4 separate regions of the Homo sapiens genome follow, and regions 2, 3 and 4 are each linked to region 1. Evidence: chromatin contacts called from ENCODE Hi-C or POLR2A ChIA-PET data. All regions are on one chromosome and are shown on one strand. Each heading gives the region's core, a stretch centred on a gene start or an enhancer-like site at or near the end of the contact. The rest is flanking DNA. Distances are from core to core; before and after follow the strand shown. Region 1 holds the start of CDIPT (CDP-diacylglycerol--inositol 3-phosphatidyltransferase). Region 2 has its middle 17 kb from the start of SPN. Region 3 has its middle 28 kb from the start of MIR3680-2. Region 4 has its middle 23 kb from the start of QPRT.

What was found. Hi-C counts contacts between places; a loop is a spot of excess contacts on that map. ChIA-PET counts read pairs that join two places held with the same protein, here RNA polymerase II (POLR2A). Pooled maps may share reads with other maps.
Region 2: a loop to region 1 is called in a pooled map, with 4 times the contacts of the local background. The contact joins the enhancer-like site here to the promoter of CDIPT in region 1. A Hi-C loop is called at or near these places in 2 of 50 pooled maps. POLR2A ChIA-PET finds 5 or more read pairs at or near these places in 5 of 52 experiments (CD8-positive, alpha-beta memory T cell, PC-9, Panc1 and 2 more).
Region 3: a pooled map shows a loop between it and region 1 (4-fold over the local background). The contact joins the enhancer-like site here to the promoter of CDIPT in region 1. A Hi-C loop is called at or near these places in 6 of 50 pooled maps. POLR2A ChIA-PET finds 5 or more read pairs at or near these places in 3 of 52 experiments (AG04449, CD8-positive, alpha-beta memory T cell and activated B cell).
Region 4: a loop to region 1 is called in a map of natural killer cell, with 3 times the contacts of the local background. The contact joins the enhancer-like site here to the promoter of CDIPT in region 1. A Hi-C loop is called at or near these places in 7 of 168 maps with a recorded cell type or tissue (PC-9, colonic mucosa, heart right ventricle and 3 more), 9 of 37 single-sample maps with no recorded cell type and 18 of 50 pooled maps. POLR2A ChIA-PET finds 5 or more read pairs at or near these places in 14 of 52 experiments (CD4-positive, alpha-beta T cell, CD4-positive, alpha-beta memory T cell, CD8-positive, alpha-beta memory T cell and 11 more).

Annotation. Positions count from the first base shown.
Region 1 is chr16:29,861,691-29,864,512 of GRCh38, reverse strand. CDIPT (CDP-diacylglycerol--inositol 3-phosphatidyltransferase) reads left to right here and starts at 1,287. Exons shown (of 6, transcript NM_006319.5): 1 at 1,287-1,698; 2 at 1,793-1,927. The coding sequence starts at 1,656. It also overlaps the pseudogene CDIPTOSP. RefSeq lists an enhancer at 629-1,166 and silencers at 1,215-1,274, 1,285-1,594.
Region 2 is chr16:29,644,385-29,647,353 of GRCh38, reverse strand. No RefSeq gene overlaps it. Among named protein-coding and RNA genes, the nearest start is that of SPN, 17 kb to the left of the region's middle. RefSeq lists enhancers at 1,312-1,606, 2,504-2,773. Within about 2 kb of position 1,538, at least 5 of the 41 ENCODE cell types and tissues checked have a DNase peak (open chromatin) inside an H3K27ac peak, as active enhancers do.
Region 3 is chr16:29,626,108-29,629,138 of GRCh38, reverse strand. It overlaps the pseudogene CA5AP1. Among named protein-coding and RNA genes, the nearest start is that of MIR3680-2, 28 kb to the right of the region's middle. Within about 2 kb of position 1,283, at least 4 of the 41 ENCODE cell types and tissues checked have a DNase peak (open chromatin) inside an H3K27ac peak, as active enhancers do.
Region 4 is chr16:29,700,549-29,703,561 of GRCh38, reverse strand. No RefSeq gene overlaps it. Among named protein-coding and RNA genes, the nearest start is that of QPRT, 23 kb to the right of the region's middle. RefSeq lists an enhancer at 1,144-1,243 and a cis regulatory region at 2,562-3,013. Within about 2 kb of position 1,626, at least 8 of the 41 ENCODE cell types and tissues checked have a DNase peak (open chromatin) inside an H3K27ac peak, as active enhancers do; they include CD4-positive, alpha-beta T cell, OCI-LY7, natural killer cell and 1 more, where a contact is called at or near this core.

The DNA of each region.
Region 1 (2,822 bases), core at 38-2,537:
AGGACTCAGGGTTGAGGCTAGAGTCTCAGGGCCCGTGGCTCAGACCTGGCACGGGGTGCCTCTGCCTGGGAGGCTTTCACTTCATTACATTCCCACCTCTAGGGTTCCCTGCAGTGCTCACCGGACCTCCTCTCAAGGAGGGTGCAGCTTGAGATGGCCAGCTGCTCTTCTTCTCCCCCTCATTCCCCATCGGAGTGGACGCCATCCCCCTGGGAACAGTCGAAGCCTGAGTTGACCTGAGAAACCAGCCCGCTTTCCCCCAGAACCCAGTCCACCACCATTCCCCGGGCCCAGGTTTAAACAAGGCCTTTAGAGGAAACATCCCGCTGCCTCATTCCCTCTCACAAGAAAAAATAATAATAATAATAAAGGTTGCTTTATATCTTCGGGAGTGAGAGGGAACTCCCGCAACCCCCTACCCCTCACCCCTTCGCCTGGTGGGCCTCTCCTTCCTTCTTCCCTCCCAAGCACCTTCCCAAGCCGAGGCAGCCGACTTGACGCCCCAGACCTGGCAGATGGGTGGAAACCTTGGGCTACTCGGCAAAAGGAGAGACGTGGAGGCCTAAGGACCTCTGGTATAGGTCGTGGGGGATGGAGAATGGGAGATGGGGAGGAAGGCTGGAAAAGGGGGAGCCGGCTCCGTGTCGCTACCGGACGCTATAAAACCCTTGGAGTCTGCAGAGGTTCCGCAGCCTCGTTGCTAGGAGATCAGGGGTTCTAGAACTAAAGACAGAGGAATTTCCTAGCGCGCCCCGTTTGCTCCTCCAGCCTCCCCTCCGTACCCCTCCAGGTGCCTCCTTGAGGGCAGTGACCCCAAGCGCCAGACGCTTGAGAAGCTTGGGAGGATGACGTAGGGTGGAGCCTGCGACCTAATCCTCCCATCACAAGGGGCACGCGAAAAGCAACCCATCTGCAGGGCGCTCTGGAGCCTCTCTAGCCGCCTAGAGCCTGCGAGAGCAAAGGCGGCTGGAGACTTAGGGGGCGGGGAGTAAAGTGAGGACTGCACCAAATCTCCTGGCCTCTTGGGGACGCAAAGACTCAGGAGGAGGAATTTTATCGCCTTATCTTTGCCTCCAGGAAGTCATACCCTCCACAAAAGGAAAGCAGAGATTTTTATTCGGTCTTCTCTTTTACCCTTTCCTTTTCCGTTTCTAACTTTGCTTGACGTTAATGGTTCCTTCCTCCCTCTCCTCCTCTGCGCTTTGGTACGAGCCAAGGGAGAGGGGCGGAGGGAGGAAAAGGGAAAGGAAGCCGACAGGCCTTAAAGGGGCCGCAACTATTTTTTTAAGCCACTTTTTCCTCTCTCCAATTTTGCAACGACGGGCGCGGAGGAGGAGGTTCCCGGAAGCCACGCGCAGCTGGAGCAGCGGCGACCGCAGCTGGAGGCCCGGAGCGCCTGCGGGGCTGGCAGAGGCGAGGGAGGTTGCGGGTAGGAAGGGCGGACTGCGCGCGCCCCCTGCGTCCCGCGCACCTCGGGGCCGGTCCATGCTCCCGACGGCTGCGGGCTTCAGCATCTGGGGCCAGGTTGGGGCGGCGGGGTCCAGGGCGCAGGTGGTGCGGCCGATGCGCCGGGCCGGAGGCTGAGGCCGCGCTGCGGGGCTGGGACAGCACTGGCATCTCCAGAGCAGGCCCGGGGCAGCAAGGGAGGCGCCGCGATGCCAGACGAAAATATCTTCCTGTTCGTGCCCAACCTCATCGGTGAGTGCTGCCCACGGCCCCGGGCCGAACGAGAGGGCGAGGGGCCTTGGCGGGCTCCCTGATCCTGCCCTGTCTCCCCGCGTCCCGTTCCAAGGTTATGCCCGGATTGTCTTCGCCATCATTTCTTTCTACTTCATGCCCTGCTGCCCCCTCACGGCCTCCTCCTTCTACCTGCTCAGCGGCCTGCTGGACGCTTTCGATGGACACGCTGCTCGCGCTCTTAATCAAGGTGACAGACACCCCTCTCAGCCAGCCTTGGGGTTCAACAATCCCCTCCTCCCTTCCCCTGCCTCCTCGGGACCTCAGAGTCAGAGGGCTGTCATTCCCATCTCTGGAAAAAGCAGAACAGGATGGCCTGGGGCTTTTTGTTTTGTGTTTTGTTTTTTTGTTTTTGAGACAGGGTCTCGCTCTGTCACTTAGGCTGGAGTGCAGTGGCGCGATCATGGCTCACTGCAGCCCCCATCTTCTGGGCTCAAGTAATCCTCCCACCTCAGCCTCCTGACTAGCTGGGACTACAGGAGCGTGCCACCACACCCGGCTAATTTTTAAATTTTTGTAGAGACTGGGTCTTGCAGTGTCGCCCAGATTGGTCCCCAGCTCCTAGCCTCAAGCGATCCTCCTGCCTTGCTCCCAAAGTGCCGCGCCCAGCAAGAATGGACTGATTTTGTAGCAAAAGGAATTTAAGCTAGCTCTTGAGAACTCACTGCTTGTGAGAGGTGTGGATTAGCAAGACATGACATGGCGGTGGCGCTGCTGGAGGTCTCTCTGAATACAAGTCCATTCAGGCCAGGGGCGGTGGCTCACGCCTGTAATCCCAGCACTTTGGGAGGCCGAGGTGGGTGGATCACGAGTTCAGGAGTTCGAGACCAGCCTGGCCAACATGGTGAAACCCTGTCTCTACTAAAAATACAAAAATTAGCGGGCTTGGTGACGCGTGCCTGTAATCCCAGCTACTCGGGAGGCTAAGGCAGGAGAATTGCTTGAACCCGGGAGGCGGAGGTTGCAGTGAGCCAAGATTGCGCCATTGCACTCCAGCCTGGGCGACAGAGCAAGACTCTGTCTCGGAAAAAAAAAAACAAAAAACAAAAAACAGTGTATTCAACAGGTGTTTACTGGAGGCCTAC
Region 2 (2,969 bases), core at 289-2,788, 220 kb after region 1:
GAGACTCCATCTCAAATAAATAAATAAATAGAGCAAAGACTGAATTCTTAGAAATTAAAGCTATGATACTGAATTACTAAAAGCATTAGAATAAAGAAGCTGGGCACAGTAGCTCACTCCTGTAATTCCTGCAGTTTGGGAGGCCAAGGAGAATGGCTTGAGGCCAGAAGTTCAAGACCAGCCTGGGTAATATAGCAAGGCCTCATCTGTACAAACACAAACAGGAAGTGTTGTAATAAAAAGTTAATAAATTATCCCAGAAAACTGCCAGGTGTGGTGGATCATGCCTGTAATCCCAGCACTTTGGGAGACCAAGGCAGGCGGATCACCTGAGGTCAGGAGTTCGAGATCAGCCTGGCCAACGTAGCAAAACCCCATCTACTAAAAATACAAAAATTAGCCAGGTGTGGTGGCAGGCGTCTGTAATCCCAGCTACTTGGGAGGCTGAGGCAGGAAAATCGCTTGAACCCGGGAGGCGGAGGTTGCCATGAGCCAAGATTATGCCACTGCACTCCACCCTGGGTGACAGAGTGAGACTCTGTCTCAAGAATAAAAAATTTAAAAAATAAATAAAGCTGGGCGCGGTGGCTCACGCCTGTAATCCCAGCACTTTGGGAGGCCAAGGCAGGTGGATCACGAGGTCAGGAGTTTGAGACAGGAAGCTGAGGCAGGAGAATAGCTTGAACCCAGGAGGCAGAGGTTGCAGTGAGCCAAGATCGCTCCACTGCACTCCAGCCTGGGACAGAGTGAGACCCCATCTCAAAAATTGATTAATTAATTAATTATCCCAGAAAATAGAACTCCCAGAAGGTGTAGGGGTGGAGAAGAAAATATGAGAGAAAATATATGAGACTGCCGCTCTAACATAGAGATCCAATAAGTGGCGGCTTAAAGAAGAGACGTGTCGGCCGGGCGCAGTTGCTCACACCTGTAATCCCAGCACTTTGGGAGGCCAAGGTGGGTGGATCATGAGGTCAGTAGTGTGAGACCATCCTGGCCAACCCCGTCTCTACTAAAAATACAAAAATTAGCCAGGCATGGTGGCGCATGCCTGTAATCCCAGCTACTTGGGAGGCTGAAGCAGGAGAATCACTTGAACCCAGAAGGCAGAGGTTGCAGTGAGCCGAGATTGTGCCACAGCACTCCAGCCTGGGACAGAGTGAGACTCTATCTCAAAAAAAAAAAAGAAGAGACGTGTCTGCAAAAAACAAATAAATAAATAAACAAAAGAAGAGACATGTTCAAGTGAAATGGTGGTAGTTAGGGAGGCAGCTCTGCTTCTCTCATTGCTCAGGGACCAAGGGCCCTTCCTCATCACTTTTCTGCCATCGGTAGGGCACCGTTTGTCACCTGCACGTTTGAATCTGTTGTGGGGATCTCCAGCCAGCAGGAATGGAGAGTATGAAGCTGGCCTACTTCCTAAGGCCAAAGACCAGAAGTCACATACATCACCTCCTCACATTCTATTGGTGGAAACTTAGTCACATGACCATGCCTACTGCAAGGGAGGCTGGGACATGCAGTTCCACCATGTTCTTGGGGAAGAAGGGCTCATTGGATTTTGGATAATGAGTAGTCTTTGCCACAGAGACACAGCCAGGCAATCCAAGAGGCCCAAAAGCTAACCAATAGGAGTGCCAGGAAGAGAGAACCCAAGAAATGGAAGAAGGAGAATGATCAGAGATCATTCTCACTCTGATGAGAAACATGCGTCTTCAGGCTGAAAAGCCCACCTAGTGCCTGCCCAATGAAAGAAAACCCATGCCGGGCACACTGGAACCCCAAAAGTGTCATGTACGACTTAGCTATTTCCTAAGGAACAGGAAGCAGCTGGTGATTAGGTTAACATAAATGAAAGAAAGAAAAAAGTCCCAGGGTAAGAAAAAATTAATAGAATGAACACCACATTAGGCTCTGAACTTCCTGGGGCTGGCCCTGAAAGGGAAAATTTACATAAGTTCCTCCTTTTTGACTATAAGAACTAGTTCCTTAGAGAAGGTCAATATTTCGTGACACTCACTTCTAAAATTAATTTTCATATAAGAACATATCTTATGCCAGTTGATGTCATGGATATAATGGCTGATGGGCAACACACCACTCCTGAGAAAGGCTTGGGCACTGGAGTCAGACCAACCTGAAGGCAGCCACCACTCACTGTGTGCCCTTGGGAACATTTCTGAGTCTCAGTTTTCCTCACCTTTAAAATGGGCATAGTAAAAGGAAAAGAAGAGCCAGGCATGGTGGCACAGTAGTAGTCCAGTAATCCCAGCCAAGGAGGCCAAGGCAGGAGGAGTTTTGAGGCCATCCTGGGGACCATAGGGAGACCCTGTCTCTCTAGATTTAAAAAATATATTAAAAAGTAAAGAAAAATGGGCACAGAGTATTTATCTCACAACATTATTAATTTGTTCTTTAATTCCGCAAATATTTGTTGAACACCAACCATGTGTCCGGCATAGGATTGTGACAATTAATGAAATCAAGGGCCAGTCACCTGTCCTCTTGGAGGTAGCCTTCTCCGGAGTGAGACAGACTCTACATATGTAGGAAGCAGGCATCATGGAGAAACATCACGCAGGAAAGTGGGGGAAGGAAGTGCTCCTTTCTACAGGCTGATGTCTCTGAGAAGGGGACATCTGAGGGGAGACTTGAGGGAAGAGAGGGAGCAGCCATGAGATGTTCATGGGGAATCCCACGGACAAACAAAGCCAGTTCAAAGGCCCTAACCTGGGTCCTGCTTCGCGTGTTCTGGGAAGCCCAAGGAGGCCAGTATGGCTGGAGCAGAGTGCATGAAAAGCGAAGTCAAGAGGAAAGGGGGCCATAGGGCACGGCTTTAGGTCATTATTAGCACTTTCACTCTGAGTCAGTGTGGAGAGTTTAGAGAGCTTCAACTTTGTTTTGTTCTGTTTTCTAGAGACAGAGTTTTATTCTGTGGCCCAGACTGGAGTACACTGGTGCAATTATGG
Region 3 (3,031 bases), core at 34-2,533, 240 kb after region 1:
TCCATGCAGCCTGAACTCCCAGTCGTCCCAGCGCCCACCTCCCACATGCAGTCAGAACCCAGGCTGAGCTCCAGGCCCTGCTGCACATTTCTGAGCTTTTCAGCAGCTTAGAGGGAAACACAGGCAGTGTCTATAACCAAAACCACATTAGGCGCCGCCTGGAAGCCCGGACCCCCACCCCCACCCCCAGCGCCGTCCCATCTGCACAGGCCCCTACCAGTGCCGACCTGTCACTATGCACTCAGCTCCCAGCACGCAGGCCCAGCCCCAGTGTGGCCCCGGTGACCCTGGGCAGACACTCCCAGAATGGAGACCTCGAGGCTTCGCCTTTGACCCTCTCACCATAGCCAGAAGTTTTGGCAAAAACTGCCCACAGAGGGTCCCCACCCTCCATGCCTGGACAAGCTGCAAGCTCCTCAGGCTGCTGGGGTCCCCCCTCCTCCCTGCCTTCGCAAGAGTCAGGGCTACCGGGGAATTGGCTGCCTTGTGGAGTTGGAAACAGCCCACCAGGTCCAGGGGATCCAGGGAATGGCTCTATGCCCTGTGGGGGCTCTTCTAGCTTTGGCAGCAGCAGCGGCAGCACCTACCGAGCCCCACGCCCATGTGGCAGGCACTGATGGAAGCCCATTACAGCCACCACACTGCCTGTCGTACACCTGGGGAAACTGAGACTCTAAGAGGACAAACCAAGGGCGGAGTTAGGCTGGGTGAGGCTTGACGCTCATAAAATGCGGGGTCCTGTTTAAGAGAAAGAAGACAAAACCAGGAACAGAGCGGTGGCTCACGCCTATAATCCCAGCACTGTGGGAGGCTGAGGCGGGTGGATCACCTGAGGTCAGGAGTTTGAGATGAGCCTGACCAACATAGAGAAACCCCATCTCTATTAAAAATACAAAATTAGCCAGGCGTGATGGTGCATGCGTGTAATCCCAGCTGCTAGGGAGGCTAAGGCAGGAGAATCGCTTGAACCCGGGAGGTGGAGGTTGTGGTGAGCCGAGATCGTGCCATTGCACTCCAGCCTGGGCAACAAGAGCGAAACTCCGTCTCAAAATAAATAAATAAATAAGAGAAAAGTGGAACAAGTCACCAACCCACTTCCGCCAGCAAAGGCTTGTGGTGCTTTCCACAGGTAGCTGGGCCATCCGTGCTCAGATAATGGATGTGATGGTCTTCAGCCTCATTGGTGTGCTCACCGGTGTCCCATTCTAGCTGCCTGGGGCTCACCACACGCATAAAGGAAGGGCCCTGACTTCCTTTGGGGGCCCTGAGGGGGAGCAGCTTTCTGTAACCACATGGCTGCTCCAGCTCTCATGCATCTTAGAGACAGGACAGGAACTCCTGGGGACGATGAGGCAACACACAGGCATCCTCTTCTCAGCCCAAGGCTGGAAAGCTTAATTGGCAGGAAACCTGCACGCAGTGGAATGGCTGGGGCCTGCCACTCCCCCGACTGATTCCTGCAGTCCTGGGGAGGGAGAGAAGAGCCCGCACCTTGGAAAGGGCCAGGCCTCAGTGGCCCTGACTGGCAACATGGCTTTGGGCAAGTTGTTTATATCTGTCTGTCTATCTTCATCAGTAAACTAGAAATACTTCTTGAAGGGTTGTTCTGAAGATTTGAAGTAGTTGCTCAGAAAGTGACTGGCACATCTGTGCCCTGGGAGCGGGGACGTGTGGCCGGCAGGAGGAGAGGACATCTCACTGCACACCTGCCTGTTACCCATGTGCATAGACGGACGTCTCACTGCACACCCGCCTGTTACCCATGTGCACAGACCGACGTCTCACTGCACACCGACCTGTTACCCATGTGCATAGACCGACATCTCACTGCACACCCGCCTGTTACCCACGTGCACCAGACTGACGCCTCACTGCACACCCACCTGTTACCCACGTGTACAGACTGACGCCTCACTGCACACCCACTTGTTACCCATGTGCACCAGACTGACGCCTCACTGCACACCTGCCTGTTACCCATGTGCACCAGACTGACATCTCACTGCACACCCGCCTGTTACCCATGTGCATAGACTAACACCTCACGGTGCACCCACCTGTTACCCATGTGCACAGACTGACGTCTCACTGTACATCCGTTACCCATGTGCACAAGCAGCCTGCTCCTTCACAGCCCAGCTAGAGTGTGCAATGGGATGTCAACCCAGCTAGACCATGCAATGAGATATTACTTGGCAATCAGAAAGGACACAGCTCTAACTCACGCTGCGGTGTGGGTGAGCCTCAAAAGCACCATACTAAGTGACAGACGCAAGACACAAATGTTCCACATGTTACATGACTCAGTTCCTATGAAACCCACAGAGACAGAAGCAGCACGGCGGGGGTGGGGAGAAGAGCTAAAAAGTACCAAGCTTCCTCCTTGAGGTGCTGAAAATGTTCTAAAATTGACTTGGGATGGCTGCACAACTGTGAATATACCCAAAACCATAGAATTGTACACTTCAATTTTTTATTTACTTTTTCTGTTTTTTTTTTTTTTTTTGAGATGGAGTTTCACTCTTGTTGCCCAGGCTGGAGTGCAATGGCATGATCTCAGCTCACTGCAACCTCTGCCTCCCAGGTTCAAGCGATTCTCCTGCCTCAGCCTCCCGAGTAGCTGGGATTACAGGCATGCACCACCACGCCTGGCTAATTTTGTATTTTTAGTAGAGACGCGGTTTCGCCATGTTGGTCAGGCTGGTCTCGAACTCCCGACCTCAGGTGATCCACCCGCCTTGGCCTCCCAAAGTGCTGGGATTACAGGCATGAGCCACTGTGCCCGGCCTATTTACTTATTTTAAGAAAGGATCTCACTCTGTCACCCAGGCTAGAGTGCAGTGGTATGATCACAGCTCACTGCAGCCTCAACCTCCGGGGCTCAAGCCATCCTCCCACCTCAGCCTCCCAACTACCTGGGACCACAGGCATGTACCACTGCACCTGGCTAGTTTTTGTATTTTTTGTAGAGTCAGATTCTTGTTATGTTGCTTAGGCTGGTCTCAAACTCCTGGCCTCAAGCAGTCCTCCC
Region 4 (3,013 bases), core at 377-2,876, 160 kb after region 1:
TGGGGTCTCTCTATATTGCCCAGGCTGGTCTCAAACTCCTGGCCTCAAGTGATCTCCCTTCTGGGCTTCAAAAAGTGCTGGGATTATAAGTATGAGCCACCACCTCCGGCCTTCCCTCCTTCCTTCCTTCCTTTCTGCCTTCCTTCCTTCCTTTCTCAAAAAAAAAAAAAAAGAAGTCAGTGTTGTCTGACTGGTATTGTCTGATTACCTGCATATATTGATATATTATTCCAATAAAGATGCTTGCTTTTTCCTTTGGTTAAAAAGTATCCGGCCAGGCGCGATGGCTCACGCTTGTAACCCCAGTACTTTGGGAGGCTGTGGTGGGCGGATCACCTGAGATCAGGAGTACGAGACCAGCCTGGCCAACATGGTAAAACCCCATCTCTACTAGAAATACAAAAATTAGCTGAGTGTAGTGGCACGCACCTGTAATCCCAGCTACTTGGGAGGCCAAGGGAGAAGAATTGTTTGAACCCGGGAGGCAGAGGTTGCAGTGAGCCAAGATCACACCATTGCACTCCAGCCAGGGCGACAAGAGAGACTCTGTCTCAAAAAAAAAAAAAAAAAGCATCCAAAACCCTGGCACGGTGGCTCACCGCTGTAATCCCAGTTACTTGGAAGGCCAAGGCAAGAGAATCACTTAAGGACAGGAGTTCAGGACCAGCCTGTGCAACATAGCAAGACTCCTGCTTAAAAAAAAAAAAAAGTGTCCGAATATCTAGAATAATGCAACTTGTGGGATAGCTCCTTCTTGTTGCTAAGGCTCCTGAATCTTTTAGCTGAAGAACTAGGAGAGAGGAAAGAGGTTATCCAAGGACCCACTGAACTAGAGGTATGTATTATGATTTTTTTGCCCTTGATAATTTTCTGGGGGTGCTATACTAGAGTCCCATGATCTGAAGCGCAAGGCGTACCTGAAATAAATAAAGCCTGCGTTATCTGGCCTAAATCTGATGTGCACAGTGACGGATGGAGATGTTATTCACAGCCACACAGGCAGATTTTCTTCAGTACTTCGGTCTTAGAATGCTGAGCTACTTAGGGCCTCCGGAAGCAGGTCTTAAATGTTGCTGAGTAATTGGCAAAACAATCAATTACTCAGGAAGTCATTGGAACAAAGTATAGAGGCGGTGAACATTTACATAATTTTACCCACCTGGTTGTCTTGAAGGGCTAGCCATAAATTAATGTATGTGTCCGCAGCATAATGCCACAGCGGGATTTTTTTAAAGATCCGACGTTGAATTGTTTGCAGATAGTTGGTTTGCTAAGAATGTCTCGCCGTTGTGTTTTTTGTTTGTTTGCTCTGGGTTTTTTTTGGGACAGAGTCTCACTCTGTCGCCCAGGCTGGAGTGCAGTGGCATGATCTCGGCTCACTGCAACCTCTGCCTTTGAGGTTCAAGTGATTCTTGTGCCTCAGCTTCCTGCGTAGCTGGGTTACAGGCACCCGCCACTACGCCTGGCTAATTTTTGTGGGTTTTTTGTTTTTGTTTTTTGAGACAGAGTTTCGATCTTGTTCCCCGGGGTGGAGTGCAGTGGTGTGATCTCGGCTCATGGAAACCTCCGCCTCCCGGGTTCAGCGATTCTCCTGCCTCAGCCTCCCAAGTAGCAGTAGCTGGTACTACAGGCACATGCCACCACGCCCAGCTAAGTTTGTATTTTTAGTAGAGAAGGGATTTCCCCATGTTGGTCAGGCTAGCTTTGAACTCCTGACCTCAGGTGATCCACCTGCCTTGGCCTCCCAGAGTGCTGGGATTACAGGCGTGAGCCACCGTGCCTGGCCTTGCTGTTTTTAAATGCTTTTACCTTTCACGGCCTCAGCACACTAAAACTCATATCCACTGAGGTGACTCACTGTCAATCTGGTTTGACCTCTTGCCATCTTTGACCTCTAGATTGAGTGCCCCAGTTCTGGGCTTCTGTAGCATCGGATGGTGGGTGGGCGGAGGGGTGGGAAGAGTGATGAGTGGATGGAAGCACAAGGGGGTGGATAGGATGGGTCGGGGGTGGACAGGATGGGTCGGGGGTGGACAGGATAGATGGGGGTGGACAGGATGGGTGGGGGTGGACAGGATGGATGGGTGTATTACCGAAACGCCAGGGATTCAGTCTAGGTCCCATTGCTTACTGCACAGAAAGCTGATCTGGGATCCCGGGACAATGAGTATCGCCAGGAAAGAAGGCTTTATTCAGATGACATCTGCCAAGGAGACAGGAGATAAGTCTCAAATCCATCTCTCCAACAAACTCCAATTGGGGGTTTATATAGTGGGGAGCAAATGTAGCTGTGGGTGGGAAAACAGGAATTAGAGGGGGGTAAAGAAAAGGAGTTTCAGTTCCTTGATGCTATCTGGGAGGCCTGAGGGTCAGTTTCCTGGGGAAGGAACTCAGATAAGGCAAATTTAAGTTTCAAGCTTTAAGACCAGGAATGTCAATTTCTGTGTTTATCCAAAAAAAAAAAAAAAAAAAAAAAAATCTATGGGACAATTTGGCCAGTTTCCGGTGGGCAGGACAGCAGGTGGAAGGGGCGAGGGGCGCGGGTGGGTGGGTGAGGAGGAGGACAGGCATCAGGTGAGCGGATGGATGGGGTTGGTGGGTAACCCAGACAGTATTTGGGAGGGGATGGGTGGCTGGGAGTGAATGTGAGTAGCTGGTGAATCTGGAGTACACGGGGCTTTGAAAAGTCACAGGGGTACCCTGGGCAGTTGGATGGGGGTCTGATGAGGGGATGAGGCTGGAAAAGTGGGTGGAGAAAAAACTGCTGCCAATGCCTCCTCGCGTTGATTCTTGAGCAGATGCTATGCTGCGTATTCATAGCCTCCTTGGCTATTGCCTTCGGAATCCGGAAAGGGAGCTGGAATTAGAGACGAACGGAGGGCCGCGTGGTTGCAGTGCCCTCTGGTGGCCATCAGGGGTGGCCATCAGGACAATTGGTGTCTACATATTTTCCTTAAGTATTTTTTCATTGTCTATTCTTCCCCGCCCCCACCCCAACCCCAACATACAGACT